Linked DNA regions of Mus musculus: regions 1 and 3 are each linked to region 2. The links are chromatin loops, found by intact Hi-C in ENCODE. Cell type or tissue: left cerebral cortex. All regions are shown on one strand. Links, peaks and the distances in the headings refer to the core of each region. The heading gives the core; the rest is flanking DNA.

Region 1 (6,299 bases), core at 1,300-6,299, 220 kb before region 2:
TTCTCGGAAAGATTGTGGGCGTGGCTTTCTCTACTTATTACTGGGTTGATGGCAAAACAATTTTAACAAAACAACCAGGGGAACTGCTTAAACCCAATTTATAATTTATATAGTGATCGAGAACTTCTCAAAATAATCTATCATGCTGATCAGATACTTGTTCCTGTAGGTCTAGAGAGATGGAATATCGTATTTATTATATTTCCCTGCTTTACATTTCACCCGTGTCTTTGAGTTCCAATACTTTGCTACCCACTTGCCCTTGGTGTCTCTAAGCCTCTGGAGAGAAGGGCCAAATGTTATCCTTTTCCCAGAGTATTTGGACCAGGATTTTGGTTGTTTGCAGAGCCAGCACCAGGGAGAGTCCAGCTGGAGAAGTGTAAGCCGAGATTCCAGCTCAGGAGTCCTTACCATGTTAAGAGAAAATAGAAAATAAAACTTGATTTGAACCACACTGCTTGTGTTTTAATTTTTACTAAGTTGGGTTTTGAAGTCCGTTCAGGCCATGCATTCAGAACTCACGTTATTGGGGTCTTGTTTTAGACACTTAAAAGTACTCTTGGAGCTGGACATGGTGGTGCACACCTTTAATCCCAGCACTTGGGAGGCAGAGGTAGGTGGATCTTTGAGTTCTGAGGCCAGCCTGGTTTAAATAGTAAGTTCCAGGACAGCCTGCACTGCACAGAGAAACTGTGTCTTGAAAAAGACTAGCAAACAAACATACAGCAAAAAGTATACTCTTGGCATTAGGTCTATGACACGCAAGAGGTAGGAGAATTTTGATTTCAAGTCCAGCCTTGGCTACATAGCAAGATCCTGCATCAGAAAATGCAGGGGTGCTGGGCGTGGTGGCGCATGCCTTTAATCCCAGCACTCAGGAGGCAGAGGCAGGAGGATTTCTGAGTTTGAGGCCAGCTTGGTCTACAGATTGAGTTCCAGGACAGCCTGGGCTACACAGAGAAACCCTGTCTCGAAAATCCAAAACCAACCAACCAACCAACCAAACAAACAAACAAAAAAAGAAAATGCAGGGGTAGACCTACATGTGATGTCTTGGGTTTTACCCCCAACATTGTGTATGTGTGTGTGTGAAGTGTAATTATGGGACTCAGGTGCTGCTAATGAGACAAATAGACTGTAGAAGTTGGACACACACATCTGTCCCCATTTAGCTGAAGCATTGACGCTGTACTTTGTGCCTTTCCCTTTGGGACTTGATATTATTGGCTTTTTATAACAAATGGGACATTAAACCATCCATAATAGAACTGTGAATGAAGGAAACATTAAACCATCCCCGACAGAGAGCAAGTGGACTTGAAAAGTAGATTTTTCTCCTTTTTTTTGTAGTCACAAAATGTTTTACTTTGCTCAGAAAAGACCGTAATTGTTCCACATTCCAAATTTTGCCCTTACCGAAACTTAGTTGATATGTAGGATAGCATATTAATTCTAACTCTAGAGGTATTTGTAGCCTAGGACTGTGGGTTTGTGTGTTTCATCCTGGTATTGCATAGTGTCCAATTTCAGAATAAACCAAGTCCAGCGAGAACATTTGGCCCAGATGTTACTAAAAATAATTGTTGCTGTAAAATTTCACACAGAGAATAACATTCCAGCCCTTGTGTTTGTTATGCAGGCTTGCTTCATTTTCCGTTTGGGACTGAAAAGAAAAAATTCAGAAAAACAACATTTGAAAAGGATGTGTATTGTACAAAACACCAGTGTGCTGCTGCAATTCCATCTATTTTTTTTTAATAGGTAGATGGTAGATGTTTTCAGGTACTTTAGTGCTCAAAATTTAAGTTGGGAAAAGGATAACATCTCCCTCAGGCCATCCAGCAGCGACTGCAGGCTCCTCAGTCCTTTGCTGAGACAAATAGGTAGTAAGGACACAAAGTGCGCCCTCGTGTCTGGGTTGGCGAGACAAGCCTCCTTTGGATGTAGAGCTTTGAAGGTGGTCTTAGTTTCTGTGCAGCCACTAGGAAAACAAATAGAGAGAGGTTTTGCCATTCCCACTGAAGAAAGTTCCCGGCAGCTCTACCAAGGAGAGTCTTGGGTTATAGCAATATACAAAGTTTTAACTCAGATAAAGAAGACATCAGAATCAATGAGACATCAGGGAGAGAGTAAGGGGAAGACACAGGAACCCCAAATGTCAGTCTTTAGACCCTGGTCCTTTGAAAACCTGGCACGCCGGAATACAGGCCAGGCCAGATGGCTGGGGGTTTCTGCTTTATCGATGCCAGGGCAATTTGTAATGTAAGTAGAACAAGACACCAAAGGGGCTTGGTATAAGAAGTGACTGGTGATCAATTACTGCTGCTCAATTAGTTAATGATCAGTTCTGATGGTGCCTGGTGCACCCAAGTGGCTGGATTCCTCGCCTTTTATGAATAATTTATGCTTTAAAACACGCAACTGAGTGTCTCAAATGCAAGATTATTAAGTTTTGTTTCTTCCTCAGATAATGGCTGTTCTCAGGGCCGTGCTGCTGTGTCCCACTTCTACACATATACAGAACTATCACTTATCTTTGTTTTTGATTTTTCAAGAAGTTTCTATATGTGTGTGTTTTATTTATTTATTTATTTATTTATTTATTTATTTATTTATTTATTGGTGTGTGTGTGTGTGTGCGTGTAAGTGTGGGTGTATGCCAGCCACTGTTGAGCTAGAAGAGGTCAAAGTTTTATTTATTTATTTATTTATTTATTTATTTATTTATTTATTTATTTATTTATTGGTGTGTGTGTGTGTGTGCGTGTAAGTGTGGGTGTATGCCAGCCACTGTTGAGCTAGAAGAGGTCAAAGATCAAGTTTGGAAATTTGTTCTTTCCTTCCTCCATACAGGTTCTGAGAATTGACTTCAAGTCACCCGGCTTTCATGGCAATCACCTTTACCTGTTGAGCCATCTTGCTGGCCTGATTTTTGACTTTCTTGAGACAGAGACTCATGGAGCCTAGGACATGCTATGCTTGACAGAGATTGCCTTAGGGTTTCCATTGCTGGGAAGAGACTCCATGGCCAAATCAATTCCTATAAAAGAAAACATTTAATTGGGGCTGGCTTACAATTTCAGAGGTTCAGTCCACTATCACGGCAGGAAGCATGGCAGCCTGTAGGCAGACATGGTTCAGGAGGAGATGAGAATTCTACATCTTGGCTGGGCAGTGGTGGCGCATGCCTGTAATCCCAGCACTTGGGAGGCAAGGGCAGGCGGATTTCTGAGTTCGAGGCCAGCCTGGTCTACAGAGTGAGCTCCAGGACAGCCAGGACTACACAGAGAAATCCTGTCTTGAAAAACCAAAAAAACAAAACAAAACAAAACAAAACAAAACAAAAAAAACCCACTCCCCCCCCCCAAAAAAAAAAAGAAAGAAAGAAAGAAAGAAAATAGAATTCTACATCTTAATTGGAAGGCAGCCAGAAGGAGGCTCTCTTCTGCAGACAGCCAGAAGGAGGGTCTCATTCCACACTGGGAAGAGCTTGACCTTAGGAAGAGTCCTCAAAACCTCCCCCCACAGTGACACAGTGACTATTTCCAAGAAGGCCATACCTCCTAATATTGCCAGTTCCCATGGCCCGAACATATTTAAATCACCACAGTGATCTACCTGATCATCCGGCCTCTACCACTGAGGTACTGCGATTATTGGTGTGTGCCTCCGTGCTTGGTCTATACATGTCTTTTTTTATAGGTACTTTCTAATTAGACTTAAAAGCTTTATTAATTCATTTGCTGAGATAGAGTCTCACGATGAAGCTGTAGATGGCCTGGGGCTCACTATGTAGATCAGGCTGGCCTAGAACTAGCAAGAGAGATCTACTTGCTCGGTCTCCAAAGTGCTATCATCTGAGAACTAATCAACTAGCACAGAAGATGCTAGAGAGAGCATTCTTACTGCTTCTGCAGAAGACCAGGATCAATTCCTGGCACCACAGCAGGTGGCTTACAGCTGCCAGTAACTCCAGTTCCAGAGGATCTGATACCCTCTGGCCTTGATGGTCATATGCATGCATGTGGTATACATAAACTCACTCAGGCACACGCACATATACATTAAAAAGAAATAGCATACGCAGAGCCCACTGCCCTGGACTTTGCCGTATTGTGTAACAGCTCCATTCAACTCTTTCCTTTGTCTTTAAAATTTTTATTTTTAATCATGTGTGCGCATGAGTGCAGTGCCTGATGAGGCCAGGAGAGGGCATGGGATCCTCCAAAGCTGGAGGGACAAGCAGTTGTGAGCAGCCTGAGGTGGGTGCTGGGAACGGAACTTGGGTCCTTTGTAAGAACAGTAAAGTGCTCTTAACCACTGAGCCATCTCTCTAGCACCTTTATTTGTTCCCAGTCGGAGCACTGACAAAGATTAATTTTTTTTCTCCAAAGGTTGTTTGTCTTTAGAAATTAGAAACAAATAAAGAACCCTTTCTGTTCTGAGTTTTTTTTTTTCCCTTTTCTATGAAAGGCAGTTCTACGTAGTCTTCATGGAGGCCTGCCTGGGCCTGGCTCACACTGGGATAGCCTGCTTTTCTGGAGGCTCAGGTAGAATGCAGACAGTAGTTTTATCCCCCATGAGCATGGAAGCAGGATGAGGGTTCCCCCTCTTTGGTTTGCCCCCCACCCCAGCTTCATAGTATTTCCCAGCTCATTTTTGGCACTACAGATTTACCCTGATGGAAATTGGAGTCCCCGGCACTTCTAGCATTCTGCCTGAAGTTGGTGTGCGAACTCAGGCACAGAGGGCTCATGACAAGCTAAAGTTCCAGCAGCCAATGTCCCTGCGACCTCTCTCGGAGAATCCACGGCACTCGCTTTAAAGCTGACGCAGCACAGTATGTTTGGTGATGACTCAGGCGAACGGGAGTTTCCCTCTTTCTTGGTATTTCTTGCTTTTACAGGTTGTCTTTGGCTCCTCTTAGTCCTCAGTTCTCTTCCTCCTCACAAAAGGGCGATCTTCCTTCCTTCCTCTGTGGACTTTCAGCTTCTTCTTGCTTTCAGACTTTCAGTTCTCCGGAGCACTACGTGTCCATGAAGCGACAGGAAGGTCTGCCCTCCTCTTTGGAGAACATTGCCTATGCAATCGATAAAGCCGGCCCCTTTCCAGTTTTACTTCAATTCCTTGCCCCGTGTGCCTAGGTAATAGCTGAGAAGCACTGGGTTTTCATTCCAGGATCCCTGGGTTTCAGATACAAGGCATTCAGAAAGGTTAAGGAATAGAAAAGGATGTGATGAGGATAACCAAGAGTCGGCTCGGGGGACTGGGAAAGAGCAGGTGGCTCCCGCTACCCAAGATCAAGCTGGGTTTTGAGGCGTCTGCTTCGGGAGCACACACATATTCTAGGAACAGCCTGGAAGACAAGTGTTCCAGTTGATCACTCCAGTGTGTGCCTTCTGTCTGTTTTGACGTGAGGTTATCTTAAATGAGGACTGACACTTTAACTAGTAGTTGGTGCTAAATATTTTGACACATGTGAATGGCTGTCCTGTAGTACTAAAGTGTGGCTTGGTAAAGATGCGTGCCACGCAGCATATTGGTTGAGACACGGGACACCACAAACCCACCAAATGGCACTGCTTCTTAATAGACATTAAATTATAGATGACAGACAGGAGAGTGCCAAGGGTGTGGCTGAGTGGCTTGCCTAGTATGCTCAACGCCCTGGGTTCAATCTCCAGTACTGTAAAAGAAATGTATTCATCCAGAGAGAGGAAAGATCCGAGGACAAAGAGGTCCTTATTTTATTTTAATTTTTCATATTTTTTCCAGACAGGGTATCACTATGTGGGTCCTGGGAACTGAACTTGAGTCCTCTGTAAGAGCACTAAAGTGTTCTCGACACTTGAGCCATTTCTCCAGTTCCTTCTTTATTTGTTCCAAGTCTGAGTACTGATAAAAATCTTCACAACACTTTGGAGGCTGAGGCAGGAAGATGCCATAAGTTCAAAGCCAGCCTGAGCCATTAGTGTCGGGCCATATTTCAAAAACCTTCCAACAAAGACAAGAGCCATAACAAAGGCTGTGTTTGTGACTGTTCCCGCCAAGGTCACTCTTCTTTATATGAGAAACAATGGGTTGTTGTTCCCACCTGAGAAGAACAAACGTTTTCCCTTCATTCTACAGCGACTGGCTTATTTTTAATTAAAATACAATTAATAATCATGTCATTTCCCCCTCTCTCCTCCCTGCAACCATCCCCTTGCCTTCCCCTATTCCCTCCCACACTTACAGCTTTACAAATGAATAAAAGTGTCAACACAACCTGCTGAATCTGTTCAGCGTTACTTGTGTGT
Region 2 (7,888 bases), core at 1,625-6,624:
GGGTTTCCTAGGAGTTTGATGTATAATCTGCTTTTTTAAAAAATACGCTTTTATGTGTGTGTGTGAATGTTTTGATTGCCTGAATGTTGTGTGCGCTGTGTGAATGCCTGGAGCCTGCAGAGGCTAGAAGAGGGTGTTGGATGCCCTGGAACTGGACTTGCAGGTTGTTGTGAGCCACCATGTGACTTCTGGGAAGCGAACCTCAGACCTCTGCTAGAACAAGTGTTCTTAACCACACTGAGTCAGACTTCCAGGATCTTGATTTGTATTCTATGTTCTACAAGTTTATCATTATTAAACTTACTCCAAAATCTAGTTATTGTCATGTTCTAGTTATTGTCATATGAATTGATTTTTTAAAAATCTTTTAGTTTTTTTTTTTTTTATTTTCTAAAATTTCAAGACATGGTCTCCCTATGCAGGCCAGGTTGGCCTTAGATTCCTGGTCCCAATCCCTCAGGCTCCCAATTGTGACAGGCATGCCTGGCAAAAATCTGTGATTTTTTTTTTAATGAAATGAAAATTTTAAGACTTCTGTTTTTGATATCAGAGGAATGGAATGGATCAATACTGTAGAAAAATTACTCAAATTGCTTTTTAATCACAGTAACTGTCAGTGGTCAACTGTGTTGTGCCATCTCCATCTAGAGATAGAGGTCCCTAGATTAGACCACTGGAACACAGCGAGAGAGAGAGAGAGAGAGAGAGAGAGAGAGAGAGAGAGAGAGAGAGAGAGAGAGAGACCCTTTGGGTGACTTGCAAAGAACAGGCGTTTGTTTACCATGGCCATTTTTCCAAGTCTCTCTCCTTACCTCTCAAACATGTCACAGCTGCCACCAAATTTCAAAATGGTCTCTCTCTCTCTCTCTCTCTCTCTTATTTTAAAGCCATTTTAAGCAAACTTTGTGACAGTCTAAATGAGACTTAAGGATTTATTATCATAGATATTATAATGACAGGTAACAAAATTAGCCAGAGTGAAGCTAGATGGAAACTGAAGTTTCCTTATAAAATAAAGACATGTGTTGCTGTTGTCATGGCTTCTCTTATCCCAGGCTGTCTGAATGGTGTCAGTGTACTCGAGTTATTTTTAAGGTGTGGGCATGTGCAAAGATGAAAACCAGGGTGAGAATATTTCAGTTTATTTAGAATGACATCTGGCACTAAATATGAGTCTCACTATGCAAAACAGCAAACACATTATAACATTTCATCTATGTGGGGCTGTGAGGTGTGTGTGTGTGTGTGTGTGTGTGTGTGTGTGTGGTGTGCACATGAACAGTGATGTTAAGAAGTATCGTGGCTACTCTGGAGGTAACAATGACCTGAGTCTTCACTAATTCAACTGTCCTCAAACCAGTCTGATAGTCTGGGTTGTGTGTGTGTGTGTGTGTGTGTGTGTGTGTGTGTGAGAGAGAGAGAGAGAGAGAGAGAGAGAGAGAGAGAGATGTATCATGTTTCAGATCCCAGAGTTACAGAGACAGAATTTGTGTTTATACCTGTGGCTGATTCTATATCTGTTGAATCTGGACAAGTACCAGGCAAGAGAGACTGGATTACGCCTCAAATTAACTGTATAACCTCTAAGATTGACTACATTATGTATTTTACTTCCCTTCATCCATTGCCAGTAACTAAAGTTTAATTATGGGCAAATTAACTTGATATCATCATTTAGTTGCATATAAAAGAGAGATAATAGTGTCTACTTCATATTATTGCAAGAAAGTAAAAAACAATGTATATTAAGTACCGAAGACATGGATAATAACTGTGTTCAGTGGTTACTTTAATTATGGTTTCTCTGTGTATGGCGTTATCCTATAGATTGAATGACAAATGGGTTAAGACATCGCTCTTGGGTTGGATAGATGGCTCAGAGATTAAGAGCCCTGTCTGCTCTTCCAGAGGTCCTGAGTTCAATTCCAAGCAACCACATCATGGCTCATAACCTTCTATAATGAGATCTGGTGCCCTCTAGTGACCTACAGTCATACATGCAGGCAGAACATTGTATACATAATAAATAAATATTAAAAGAAAGAATTTGCTCTCAAATATACAGATACATACACTTGGTTTTTAAAACTCCAGAAGACAAGATTTCTAAGATGACTTAAAGAGTCCAACCGAACAGCTACTGGTGCTGGATTCAACCAGCCATATTCCTTCACAGTTCTTCTGCCCCTGTGTTGCTCATTTAACGACTTGAGATTTTTGTGGCTGCTATATGACACATACGATGCTTGGGCTTCCTTTAGTACCCTTATAGATTGCTAGATAAGTAACGGTCAGGTACTGTGCACACTATCCGAATGTGTGAGAGCAGGGAGGCAGGGTCAGGTCGCCTGAGGTTTCAGATCCCTAGACTGGAGACATTTAGAAGATCAGGAAAATAGTTCAGATTACTATCTTTCTGTTTTAGCCACAGAAACATACCCAAATAGCCCTAAACAGTTCTAACCCAGAACCCGTTTTCCTTCAGGAAGCAATTGCTTATTTGAAAACCTGGTCAGTGTGTAACAAAGCTGGCTGTGTATTAGAGCTCCAGACAAGGGTTGGATGTGGTGGGGCTCACCTGTAATCACAGCATGCAGGAGGCCGAGGCAGAAGCATTTTGAGTACAGGGCCTCCATGGGCAACTTGTGGACTTCAGTAGCATCCTGGCATAGATATTGAGACCCTATCTCGAGAAATAATAGTTTAAAAAATGTTCAAGAAGACTCCGCTATTGTTTTTTTCTGCTAAGCCACCTTTCTGTTTGGTACAGAGGCGCCCTTGGTGACTGATGGAGGACAAAGGACAGCTCCTTACAGGGTAGAGAGAGGAATTTCACTCTCTCAACTCTTCATTTAAAACTTCTCTGAAGAAACTGGGGATAGACCTCCCAGGGTCAGGCTCTTCCAGCAAGCAGGAAGCCCTGGTTTCCTTCCCTAGCACTACATGAAAGGGGTGACAGTAGGTGCCTGTCATCCCAGCACCAGGGAGGTAGGGGCAGGAGGATTAGAACTTCAGGAGGATTAGAACTTCAGGGTCATCCTCAGTCACATAGTAGCTTTGGGGCTAACCTGGGATACATTATGACCTGGTCTCAAAAATAAAATAAACCAAAATAAAAAAAAATCACTGAAATTTGATTCTTTTCTTTTTTGGTAGTAGAGCTCAAAGCACTGACTCTATGATATCTATGATAACCAAGAACTTGATAATTCTTTGTCTGGAAATCTGCCCCAATTTCCAGGTACCTTGAACTTGATTGCATTAAGTTGCTTTTAAAAATAGGAAATCTCCTTGGGCCTTTCTCCCCTCGCTGTGTTTTGTTTCTCATTATTGGTGATGATAAATTTCCTTAGTGAGCACGCAGCCAACACACTGAATAAATATTTAAATTGAGTTGCATATTAAAGTGGATGTAAATTAAGTTAGGCAAATTTTCCCTTCCGTATATATGTCTGAAAATCACATCCTGCAGAGGAGGCTAGTCATTTTTTAAAATGAAGGGAGAAAGAGAAGAAGGGAGCAGTTTCTTAAAAACTGGGGAGCACTGTTTTGCTTAAGCATTGGTTTCATAAATAGATAACAGCCTTTCTTATCAACACATCTCTGAAACAAAGACTCTTAAGTCATTAGGAAAGAGACGGTCTCAAGAGAACCAAGCCCACATAATAAGAATTATAAATGTGGTCACAGATCTAAAGGGAGAGCTTTGGTTACAGATTCAAAATAATTATTTCCAGCGTTAAGAGGACCAGAAGGAATTTGCTGCAGTTAGGAGGAGCCTATAGCTACTGTAAAGTTAAAGCTGCTTACTCTTGTGTTTACATGTTTTATAAGATGTAGCTGACATAGATATGCAGAGGACACTATATTAAATATAGTGTACAATTTGATAAGCTTTGACATATGCACAGACCATAAATCCATCACTATATTCAAGATAAGAACCATATTTAGTTATCTTGGGATGGATAGATGTGTTTAATCAGAAGGGAGTGTCAGAATTAATGCCATCTTCTCCCAGCCAAACTCTGTCCTTGTGCTGAACTTTAAGATGTAGGGTAGATTTGTATATGTTTATTTATGCTTATTCAAGAAATATTGTTTTGTTGCTGTAGTTCGGAGTGGGGGAGTTGTTTTGTTTTAAAATGTAGGGTGTGGCTGGGATGCATACTGCAGTGTGACTGCCCTCCAGTGGTGACTTTGAAGAATAGCAACTCTGCTGCTTCCCAAAGCTACAGTAGAAAACCAAAAGCACAAGCCACACATTTAATTAGTGGGGGGTTGATGGAATGGACCGTTAGCTCTCCCATTAAGGGACGTGGGATCTGCCTCGCTTGTCTTGGGTTGTCCTAGATGGGAGGAGCATTCTGAGACTGATGGTGCTTTAATGCACACATTGGCCAGGATTTTCCTCACAGATAACACACAGGTCTATATTGCTTTTCTTTCTTTCTTTCTTTCTTTCTTTCTTTCTTTCTTTCTTTCTTTCTTTCTTTCTTTCTTTCTTTCTTTCTTTCTTTCTTTCTTTCTTTCTTTCTAAATAATTTAATGGCAAAGAACTTACAAAGAAAAACTGCGCAGTGCAATTAGCCAGACTCAACATTTATGCATTTCAGTGAGTTCAATACATTTAGAACAGCCGTTCTGAAGCTGTGTTGCTTCACACTGGACTTCAGCTTCAGCAGCAATACTTTTATGCACTTATTCAATTTTCTATGAAAAGAGGTCGATTTCTCTCTGTTGTTTCTGCAGGATTGATATGTCAAAAATTCATTTTGCTATCCTTTCTGATGTGTGCCTTTCTCTTATAGGTTTGCCTAAATATTCCAGGAACTCTTACATTATACAAATGGAAATTGTACTGGAGAATTGTACATGAAATTGTACATAAAATGGAATTTTCAGTTTTCTTGGATTCTAATGCAAAGCTATTCTAATGTGAGGCTGAGTGGTGAGAGAATTACCTGTGGTCAGCATCAGACAGAAAGGCAGGAAGTGCTCCGATCTTGAGCTCTGAATGTTCGAGCATATCTGTTCACACTGCTAGTCCAGTGTTATCCTCAGTAAAGGAAAGAGAGACCTCTTCAGTGTGATGAGAACCACGCAAAAAGCCCAGGTTAGAATAAGTGAAACAAACATGTGCTCTCAGTTTATTATATTTACCAAGATGCTTCAAATACTTGTATTGGTCAGGACCAATTTTGAGATAGATATGACAAATTTTAGCACTAAATTTTCTTAAACCTTCTAGCCCACCTCTTTCCTAGCCTGCTCCTCCCCCTGCCCGTAATCTTTACTCTCTGCCTCAGTTTCTGGTGTAGATATGTATGCCATGCTTCTCACTGTCTATGCATGGTTCTAGTTATATTCTCTTACAGGTTTTGTATGTGCCGCTTTATAATATGGTGTTTCAGGCAGTGAAAGATGGAATCAGTACGTGAGAGTAGTTAACTCATAAAGAAAAGAGGTTCTTTTAGCTCACTGTTCTGGAAGGCTAGGAGCACGGTGCAGGTCTGCTGGCTCCTGGCGAAATCTGCATGCTCCTACATGAATAGCAGAGAAGTTTCTACATGTTTCCACATGCAGAGGAGATCATATATGAGTAACGAAGCCAGAGAGCCAGTGAGAAAGTCTAACTCCCTTTGACTCACTAATACAGTCCCTTGACATAATAAGTTTGTTACTGGGAGAAGGGTGTTAACCCCCTTTATGTCCCCATTATCTCCTGAAGTTCCAAGACTCCCTAACACCGTTAGGTTGGTGAGCAATACTCCATATACATTCTTGTAGACTCCAGACTACTCAAAACATGCAGAAGTCCAAATTTTCTCAGACCTAACTTGCCTTAGGTATACACAAAATGGATTTAACACAGGCTTTCTCCCTCTGGAGAAGAGCTTGTTTTGGGAATGGCTCCATTCTCCACCCTGGTATTTTAGGGAGCCCTTCAGTTTCCCATGTGTTCATGTGTAAGACTGGATAGGTATCTCACCAGCTCTGTGCTGTGTCTGAGGAATCTCTCCTTTTCTTCCACTGCCCACTGCCCCATTACCAGGAGCAACTGAGTTCTCAGAACCTATGGCAGACTCATGTCATCTGACTGGAATTCACCTTCCCCATAGTACTGTGCCGACAGGTTGAGAAAACTGTCTTAACAGTCTACCCGTGCACCTTAAGGGGCTCATCTCAATTATAAAGTTACCAACTATGAAGAGCACTTGGCATAGGACAGGAGTTAAATAAATGCCTGTTGTAGCAGCCAGTCTTTCCTGTTTTATGAAGCAAACTGTGATGGCATGACCTCATGTGAATGTGGTCTTCACAGGGATTCAGAGGGACTGAAGACATGGGTCAGTAGTAACAGAGCACTGGCAAGCATGTGAGAGATCCTATGTTCAGATTTTTAAAAAGCAGTAAGCAAAATAAAAGGATAGCAATGGCCTCCTCAATCCCGAAAGGGCTTCTGGTATCCTCACTAATTCTGTTGAATTGATTAGATTGATCATCAATTGGTTACTGGAATTAATGAACACCAAAACAACAATAGTTGTTCTCATGTAACAGTAGTTGTTATATGAAGTAAATGCAGACAGAGAAAATCTGGGGTTGTCAAGCATCCGTGGGACAGGTACTCACTGGTCCTTCTAGCATCCATGGGGACAGGTACCCAACAGTTCTATCTTGTTTCTCTGTGTCATCACCATGAGATTTCCACATCACTGCTTGCTCTGAAAGTCAAAGCTCTAAACATCATGTCAGCCAGAGTGGGGTAGAAAAGTAGAGAATGGTATTCATGTGTTGTCTTTAAAGACAACTCCCAAATTTACAGACCTTTAAAAATTCGTTTTCTGGTCATCTCATAATTTATGTGATGTTAATCTTCTGATGAGGTTGGGCACGGCAATCTTCAGTGATCCATGTGCAATTATTGTTGAATTTTGATTTTCCAAAGTAGGGAAAGCACTTCTAAGGGGATAAGCCAACTTTGCTATAGAACTTGTGGAAATGGGTTTCTGGATAGCCTGGGCATCAATCCGCTCAGATTCAGTGTGGGACTCTACTATCTACATGTTTAATTTTGTTTCTTGATATAATAGCTTGTGCTGTGGATCAAATCAACGTTGTTTACAAAGTCTTGATGAATGATTACTTGGCCTTCTCTAGGCAAGCATTAGTATTCCTTGTTATTCCACACACAGCTGAGAGTCCCAATTATCTATTTTTTGCCCACCTCATTGGACTTTTCTCAAAGTAAGCCTTTCAGTTTCTCTATTGGGATGGTATAGTCTATACTGTGACTCTTGTCTTAATTTTGCCAGGTCATGTGATTTGACTACAAGTATTCTCCTAAATTCTGCCAACAGAAGATAGGAGCTTTTGTTTATTACTAACAGAGCTCTCTCTGCTGAAGCTAAGTCAACAGAACTCATGGAGGTTGGTTATGGTCCTTGTTAGGACACTTGAGAATTTAATTTCTGTCTTTCTGGAGTCCTAGCATGGGTAGGTGTGGCTGCTTTGAATTAGTGTGTACAAGTAATAGATTTTTGGTATGTAAATTATACATAATTTATGTGGTTTATTACTATGTTTACTATTTTCTTATTTATTTATTTATTTATTTATTTATTATATGTAAATACACTGAAGCTGTCTTCAGACACTCCAGAAGTGAGCATCAGATTTTGTTATGGATGGTTGTGAGCCACCATGTGGTTGCTGGGATTTGAACTCTGGACCTTCAGAAGAGCAGTCAGTGCTCTTACTCACTGAGCCACCTCACCAGCCTGTTTTCTATTTTCTTAAACAAAAGGGAAACAAATACTCAGCTGATTAGTGAGAGCGCATGTTTAGAGCTACCTAATTTTCATATAAGCTCACTTCCAGAAGG
Region 3 (6,299 bases), core at 1,300-6,299, 75 kb before region 2:
CTTCGTCTGCCCGAGAACCTGGAAGTTCTACCTCTTCCGTTGCAGCCATTGGCCGCTAGCATTATTACTGATCGGTCAAGAACCAGTTGGGGATTAGAACCTTCAACATTCATTCCCAGTCAGAGCATCAGAACTACCCCCCTACAAAACCATATGCAATAAAGTTTAGGGAAGAAGACTTAATTTAGAGCCACATGTAAATAATAAAATGTAAATAATAGTGTGATCAGTTAAAATTTCACATTGCTTCCTTTCCGCCCTTGTGTCAAACTGTAAGCACACCTAACTTGGAGCTAGTGAAGCCCTCCCTGCATGCTGGATTTCTAGCTGTTGCATTAAATGTTACAGTTGAGTACATTCATATGACTATTCAGAGAATTAATATTCTTGGCTCCTCTTTTGGCTACCTGCAGTTTGCTATTCTTATTTCTATTAGTGAATAATGAAAAACGATAATATTTGAACATTAAGACACTCCCCATTTTTAAAAAAAAAAGAAACAAAAACACCAGAAAAACAAAAAGCAAGCAAGCAAACAAAAAACACCCCCAAACAAACAAACAAAACCCCCAAACAAAAATATACCAGCTTGTGATTATTGTTAGGTAAGCTGCCATTTTACAAAGAGGCTTCAGGAATATCATAAGTCTGGAGTGTTCTATCCTGTGAATTTTCCATGAACATTGTGTTCCTGAATTCCTTTTTTTAATAATTTATTAATTATTATTCTATTATTTATCCCAACTCAGATCCTTGTGCATGCTAGAAAAGTGGTCTAGCTTGCCCTGCACATGTTTGAGGCAGGATCTCACTATATAGTGTAGGCTGGCTTGACCTTGAATCCTCCTGCCATGGCCTTCTGAGTGCTGGGATCGCAGGGAGGCACCCATACACCCAGTCATTTCATGGTCATTTGCTCATTTATTTCCTAGATGGTTTTAGGCAGGTCAGTATAAATTTGGGGTCCTTGATGAACAGTGTCCAGCACACATGGCCATACAAGTTATGGAGGAATATGGGAGATTGTCTTTAGAAGTCAGTACCTTCGCAGCCACAGCCGTATGTTTCTCAGAGTAAAAACGAAGCAAGTGCTTTCAAGAGTATATATAAAAAAAAATTATGTAGGGCCCCCTGCCCTGCCAACTCCTCAAATTTCTAGTGCAGGGCAAGTTTTCTGTAATTGGAGGTAATGGGCAGAGGCTAGGAGGTCTTAGAGAGCTCATCTGAAAATGTTGGAGTTTGGGGTTTCACAGGTGTGTGTGTGTGTGTGTGTGTGTAAGTATGTGCCTGCATGTGCAGACCAGACGTCAGCCTTGGGTGTTGCTCCTATGGAGCTATCCATTTTTGTCTCTTCCTTCCTTCCTTCCTTCCTTCCTTCCTTCCTTCCTTCCTTCCTTCCTTCCTTCCTTCCTTCCTTCCTTCCTTTCTTCCTTTCTTCCTTTTTTCCTTTCTTCCTCTTTCCTTTCTTCCTTTCCTTTCTTCCTTTCTTCCTTTCTTCCTTTCTTCCTTTCTTCCTTCCTTCCTTCCTTCCTTCCTTCCTTCCTTCCTTCCTTCCTTCCTTCCTTCCTTCTCTTTCTTTCTTTCTTTCTTTCTTTCTTTCTTTCTTTCTTTCTTTCTTTCTTTCTTTCTTTCTTTCTGATGCAGAGTCTGTCACTGGGACCAGGAGCTCACTGACTGTCCTAGGCTGACTGGCCAGCAAGTCCCAGGGATCTGTTCGTTTCTACTTCCCTAATGCTAGGATTACCAAGTCCAGCTTTTGATGTAGATGCAGGGCAACTCAGCTCACATCCTCATAAAAATGTGGCAAATGCCCATCTTCTTCCTTTCCTTCTTTTCTTCCCTCCCTCCCTCCCTCCCTCCCTCCCTCCCTCCCTCTCTTTCTTTCTTTCTTTTCTTTTCTTTCTTTTCTTTCTTTCCTTCTTAACTGTAAGTCCTAGAAATTGAACTAATGTCAGGGTTGTCAGCAAGCACCTTTAACCATTGAACTGTCTGGCTTGCCCAGGGATAAAATCTCTTTTCACATATCTCAGAACCTCTATTGTCAAGTGCTAAAATTACAGGTATGCTCCACTACCCCCAGCGTGCAAAAATTCTTTCTGAAAAATAAGTGGATCTCAGAATAAAGCACCTATAGTTTCATGGTTTTTGATGGATAAATTCTATAAGGTGAAGCCCCTAATTTAGCCTGGCATAAAAAGAGAAGACATTAGGAAATTAGGGTTGTAATTCTTTTTTTATTATCTTTTTTTGCAGTCTATAATTGAGTTAACTGGCTCTTCTGATACACACAGCATGTATGAACCTCTAGAACCTGAAGCTATTTGGTTTCCATCCAAATTTTGGATTTGCATCTCTCATTAACATGCAGGTTTTCATATGGTTTTTAATGCACCAATTGTCTGAAGCACACTTGAAGATGAATTGGGAAAGCATGGCTCGTGAAGGGGAGTGTTAGCTGAAGCCTTCCATTTTCATGGCATTTGCTATTCTTGAAGCGATGGTGCGTAAGGCTGTGGCATCCGCCCCATTGCGCTGAGCGTTTTCCTCTACTGTTATCTTAGTGTCAAGTGACCCATCAGACCTGATCCTCTGGTACTGAGAACACTCATTCTCTGAGTAATTGGATGTGGTGGCGGCAGAGCAAAGGGCTGCCCAGATATTCTTTCTTATGTGGATGTAGGGGGATAATAAAAAAGGAAAGTTCCACGTTGGGTGTGAGAACTGTAGGAATTCGTCACAACTCTCAATTATATTTCCGTTGAAAATAACAAGCTGAAATGTTCAATGCATTCGATTTTTAAGGAGCCATGGGTGCCAGTCAGATTCGGCGTCTCTGTGCTCAGACTGACAAGACCAGTAGCTGTAGCCTGAGGCAAGTGGCCGGAATTAATGATATAAAACACAGGCTGCTTGACAGGAAGCCATTTCCCAGATCTAGTAGTTGTGACTAAGAGGAAATTTGAAATGAAGTCTATTTTGAGGTGAGGACCATACTTGAAAGATATTAGTTGCTAAGCATCAATCAAAACATCAGCTTACAATTAAAATGCCTAGTTTTCCTTGGGAGAAAGATCTCTAAGGGACCATTATGTTAAAAAATCAATGTCGCGGGAGTTGGGCATGCTCTTTGAAGAGAAAGGCCGATGGAAGAGAGAGATATTAAATCACTCTTTACTATTTGACAGCCTGTCAGCTCAGACATTTGAAGTTCAGACCTGAACCTTTCCCACTTCTCTGAGACTCAGTGTGTGAGGTGATTTTCGGGGTCATAACCGGAACCAACTCAAACAAAAGCTCTAGAGATCATGGACTGAGACAATTACATAGTTTCTCTGCCTGACATCCTGAGAGGCAGGGAGAAGACCATGAGAGGCAGCAGAGAGGTTTCTCCAGTCATCCCTGACAGGGTTTCAGCGAAGGGTTGCAACTCCATTTCTATCCCTGCTTCTAAAGGGCAGACCCACGGCGGGCACCATTCCTTCAATGTTCTCCAGTTCATTGGGTAGAAATAAATAGACCAGGATAACCGATTTTTAAAGACAGCCTTTAAAAATTTTCACAACAATTTCATTCATTATTTCTATACTCCTCTGTGACCCTTCATTATAATTATAATTTTAAATTTTTCTTCTAAGGATGTATTTTGGACACATATAAAGTGAAGCTGGGTCTTATATTTTGAGAACCAGGCTCGAATGAAGTCATGAGAGAGGACAACTGTGCACGCTGTTTCCCTTCAGCACATAAGATTAGACTTCAGAGCTTTTCATTTTAATACATTTAAGGCCTTTGCATACTCTTACATTTAAAGATCTATGTATAGACAAGTTCTATAATTGGAGGAGTTGGCTAGCAATCTACTTCAAGCCTTTTCTTATTTTAGCATGTTATATGAACACATATTTCTCAAAAACATTAAATCAAAAGTCCTTACCAATTCTCCATCAATATCACAGTGTGAAATAGATACATAGAAAACACTTGAAAAATAATCCCTACATATGTAAAATAAAATTGGGAATATACCTTTTTCCATTTAAAATTAGCCTATATATATAAAAATCAATTTTTCAAAAAATAATATATTCAGTTAAATAGTATTATTTATGTTTCCCACTAAATGGTATCATTTACCTTTCATAGATAAATAAATCAGGCAACACATAAAATACCTCGGGGTGGGGGGGGGAGGCGCGAATAAACTTGTGTTTGATGGTTGTGCAAATATAGTCAGTTCTCTTTTTTTTTCTCACATTAGTTTTTAAAATTGGCTTGAAAGAATAAAAATGAACTAGGAGGTAAGCTATTTATGAACACAGATTAGCAGTTATTTTGAGCATAAGAAGGCCATCTGTGTATGAAAAAGTTTTAATGATATTCAACACGATGTCAGTGCCTGATAGGATCTGACACACGGAATCTTCCTTTTGTTTGAGAGAGAGCGACAGAGATACCTTTTTTTGTTTGCTTGCTTGCTTGTTTGTTTGTTTTTTGTTATAGGACCTAAAGCACTCTAGGGCCCCCACCAGTCCAACAACTTGAATATGATCCCTAGGACCAACATTGTAAGAGAGAATCAACTCCTGCGAGTTGTCTTCTGACTTGCACATGCATGGATTGCGCATGTGCATTCCCATGCTTAACTCGTTAGTTTATGTTTGTGATTCTATATTTCTAGCGAGCATTTGTAACTATGCCTAAATGGGTGTGTTGATGGGTCTGCCCCTGACTAGTCGTAGACTCCTGCGGCATTCCTTACGCTGGGGTCCATGTACTGACACCCATCAGATGCTGCCCTGCAAGGGAAAGAAAGGGCACTAGCCTTGAGGTTCAGAAATGGGCGTAGGATTTGGTGTTTGGAATGACACAGGTGGCACCGAAATAGCTTTGAATGTCTTTGAATCCCATATTAAGACACATCCTATTTTTAGCATTTTATAACGTAAAATAATGTTTTTATCTGACTGTTATACGAAGTACTTTCTTCTCCTAAATCCTCGCAACTCTACTCGCCCATTTTGTACTTTTTTGTTAATATATTTTAATTAGCTTGAGTCAAAGAAGATCATACATTTTTGGTAGTTCTTAAATTATTTCGTTTTAATTTAATTTTTTTTCAGCACTGGGAGTTTAGTTGATCTCTCTCTCTCTCTCTCTCTCTCTCTCTCCCTCCCTCCCTCCCTCCCTGCGTGCGTGCGCGCGCGCGCGCGCGCGTGTGTGTGTGTGTGTGTGTGTGTGTGTGTGTTTGTGTGTGTGTGTGCATATGCTCGTGTGACTGCCTGTGCATATATAGAGGTCAGAGGACAACTTGTGTCGTCTTTTCTCTCGTTCTATCTTTTACATGGGATGTGGAGATCCAACTCAGGTCACCAGGCGCGTGCAGCTAGTGCGGAGCCATCTGGTCAGCGCTGAGAGGAGCTCTGATGGCTAAATTCATCTGAACTATGTTCCTTCAGAACAAGCAAGAATCTTAGTGGATTTCTTTGAGGAGTGGGGAGAATGGGGAAAAGTCCACTTGCCGAGCAGGGATTCAAAACCCGGATGCTGTACGGGGAAATTAGAGATTGCTCTTCCTTCTCCCCCCCCCCTGGATTTTGCAAGTTTTTATTGGAGGTGGAGCTCCAGGCCAATACTTTACAGCGCAGGCGGCGTTTTCTCAGGAATGCAGTGGGGCCTGGTGCCTGCGCCCCGCCCAGGACAGAGCAGCTGTTTCTGCTGAATGCTTGGAATGCGAGAGGCTGCGAGTAAGGAGAGCAGAGGGCATTGTTTCACCTCCCTAAGCCCGGGTGAAAAGAGTCTTTTGTACACAGGAGCAGTTCAGCGTGGAACAGCATTTCTTCCCCTGGGCAGCTTCCAATCCTTCAGCTGGGAACGCAGTGTGAGTGGTTTCCCGGCTTTCTGATAGCACATGGTTTAATCTGCTATCCCACAAACACGGAACCAGAGCCCTCCAGAGTCAAACAGGGTGAAGGTACCGTTTCCAGCATCTCTTCAGAGGAGAAGATAGACAGCAATGCCATGTGGAAAAAATTTGGGCATAGCAAGTTGGGAGTGGCTAAGCCACTTAAGGACTCTGGGGGTTTAAGAGTCTCTGCTCTAACCTTGGCCAATAGATTTTTTTTTTTTTTTTTTTTTTTTTTTTTGGTTTGGTTTTTTGAGACAGGGTTTCTCTATATAGCCCTGGCTGTCCTGGAACTCACTTTGTAGACCAGGCTGGCCTCGAACTCAGAAATCCGCCTGCCTCTGCCTCCCAAGTGCTGGGATTAAAGGCGTGCGCCACCACGCCCAGTTTATAACTC

What was found. Peaks named below come from ENCODE experiments on the same cell type or tissue, not always from the same donor. Only the 100,000 strongest peaks of a DNase experiment are listed, where the experiment ranks them.
Region 1: it touches region 2 in a loop (2.2-fold over the local background); 3 of 42 quality-filtered maps call a loop at or near these places.
Region 3: a loop joins it to region 2, with 2.1 times the contacts of the local background. A loop is called at or near these places in 5 of 42 quality-filtered maps.

The regions. Positions count from the first base shown.
Region 1 is chr3:127,397,087-127,403,385 of GRCm38, reverse strand. The region is part of intron 1 of Ank2 (ankyrin 2, brain); the gene reads left to right. It overlaps Gm52631 (a long non-coding RNA gene), which reads right to left. Exons shown (of 3, transcript XR_003954681.1): 2 at 2,905-3,040; 3 at 1-1,981. Gm46824 (a long non-coding RNA gene) reads left to right here and starts at 659. Exons shown (of 2, transcript XR_001783984.2): 1 at 659-2,683; 2 at 2,808-6,299. In left cerebral cortex, for the core only: a CTCF peak has its summit at 4,238 (motif pointing right); DNase peaks (open chromatin) are centred at 1,572 and 4,906; H3K27ac peaks cover 484 bases.
Region 2 is chr3:127,180,527-127,188,414 of GRCm38, reverse strand. The region is part of intron 1 of Ank2 (ankyrin 2, brain); the gene reads left to right. Among named protein-coding and RNA genes, the nearest start is that of Gm16958, 23 kb to the right of the region's middle. In left cerebral cortex, for the core only: CTCF peaks have their summits at 1,984 (motif pointing left) and 4,192 (motif pointing left); a DNase peak (open chromatin) is centred at 4,177; H3K27ac peaks cover 755 bases.
Region 3 is chr3:127,257,185-127,263,483 of GRCm38, reverse strand. The region is part of intron 1 of Ank2 (ankyrin 2, brain); the gene reads left to right. Among named protein-coding and RNA genes, the nearest start is that of Gm16958, 99 kb to the right of the region's middle. In left cerebral cortex, for the core only: no CTCF peak of the experiment used is centred there; DNase peaks (open chromatin) are centred at 3,746, 4,715, 5,428, 5,765 and 1 more place; H3K4me3 peaks cover 1,219 bases; H3K27ac peaks cover 1,762 bases.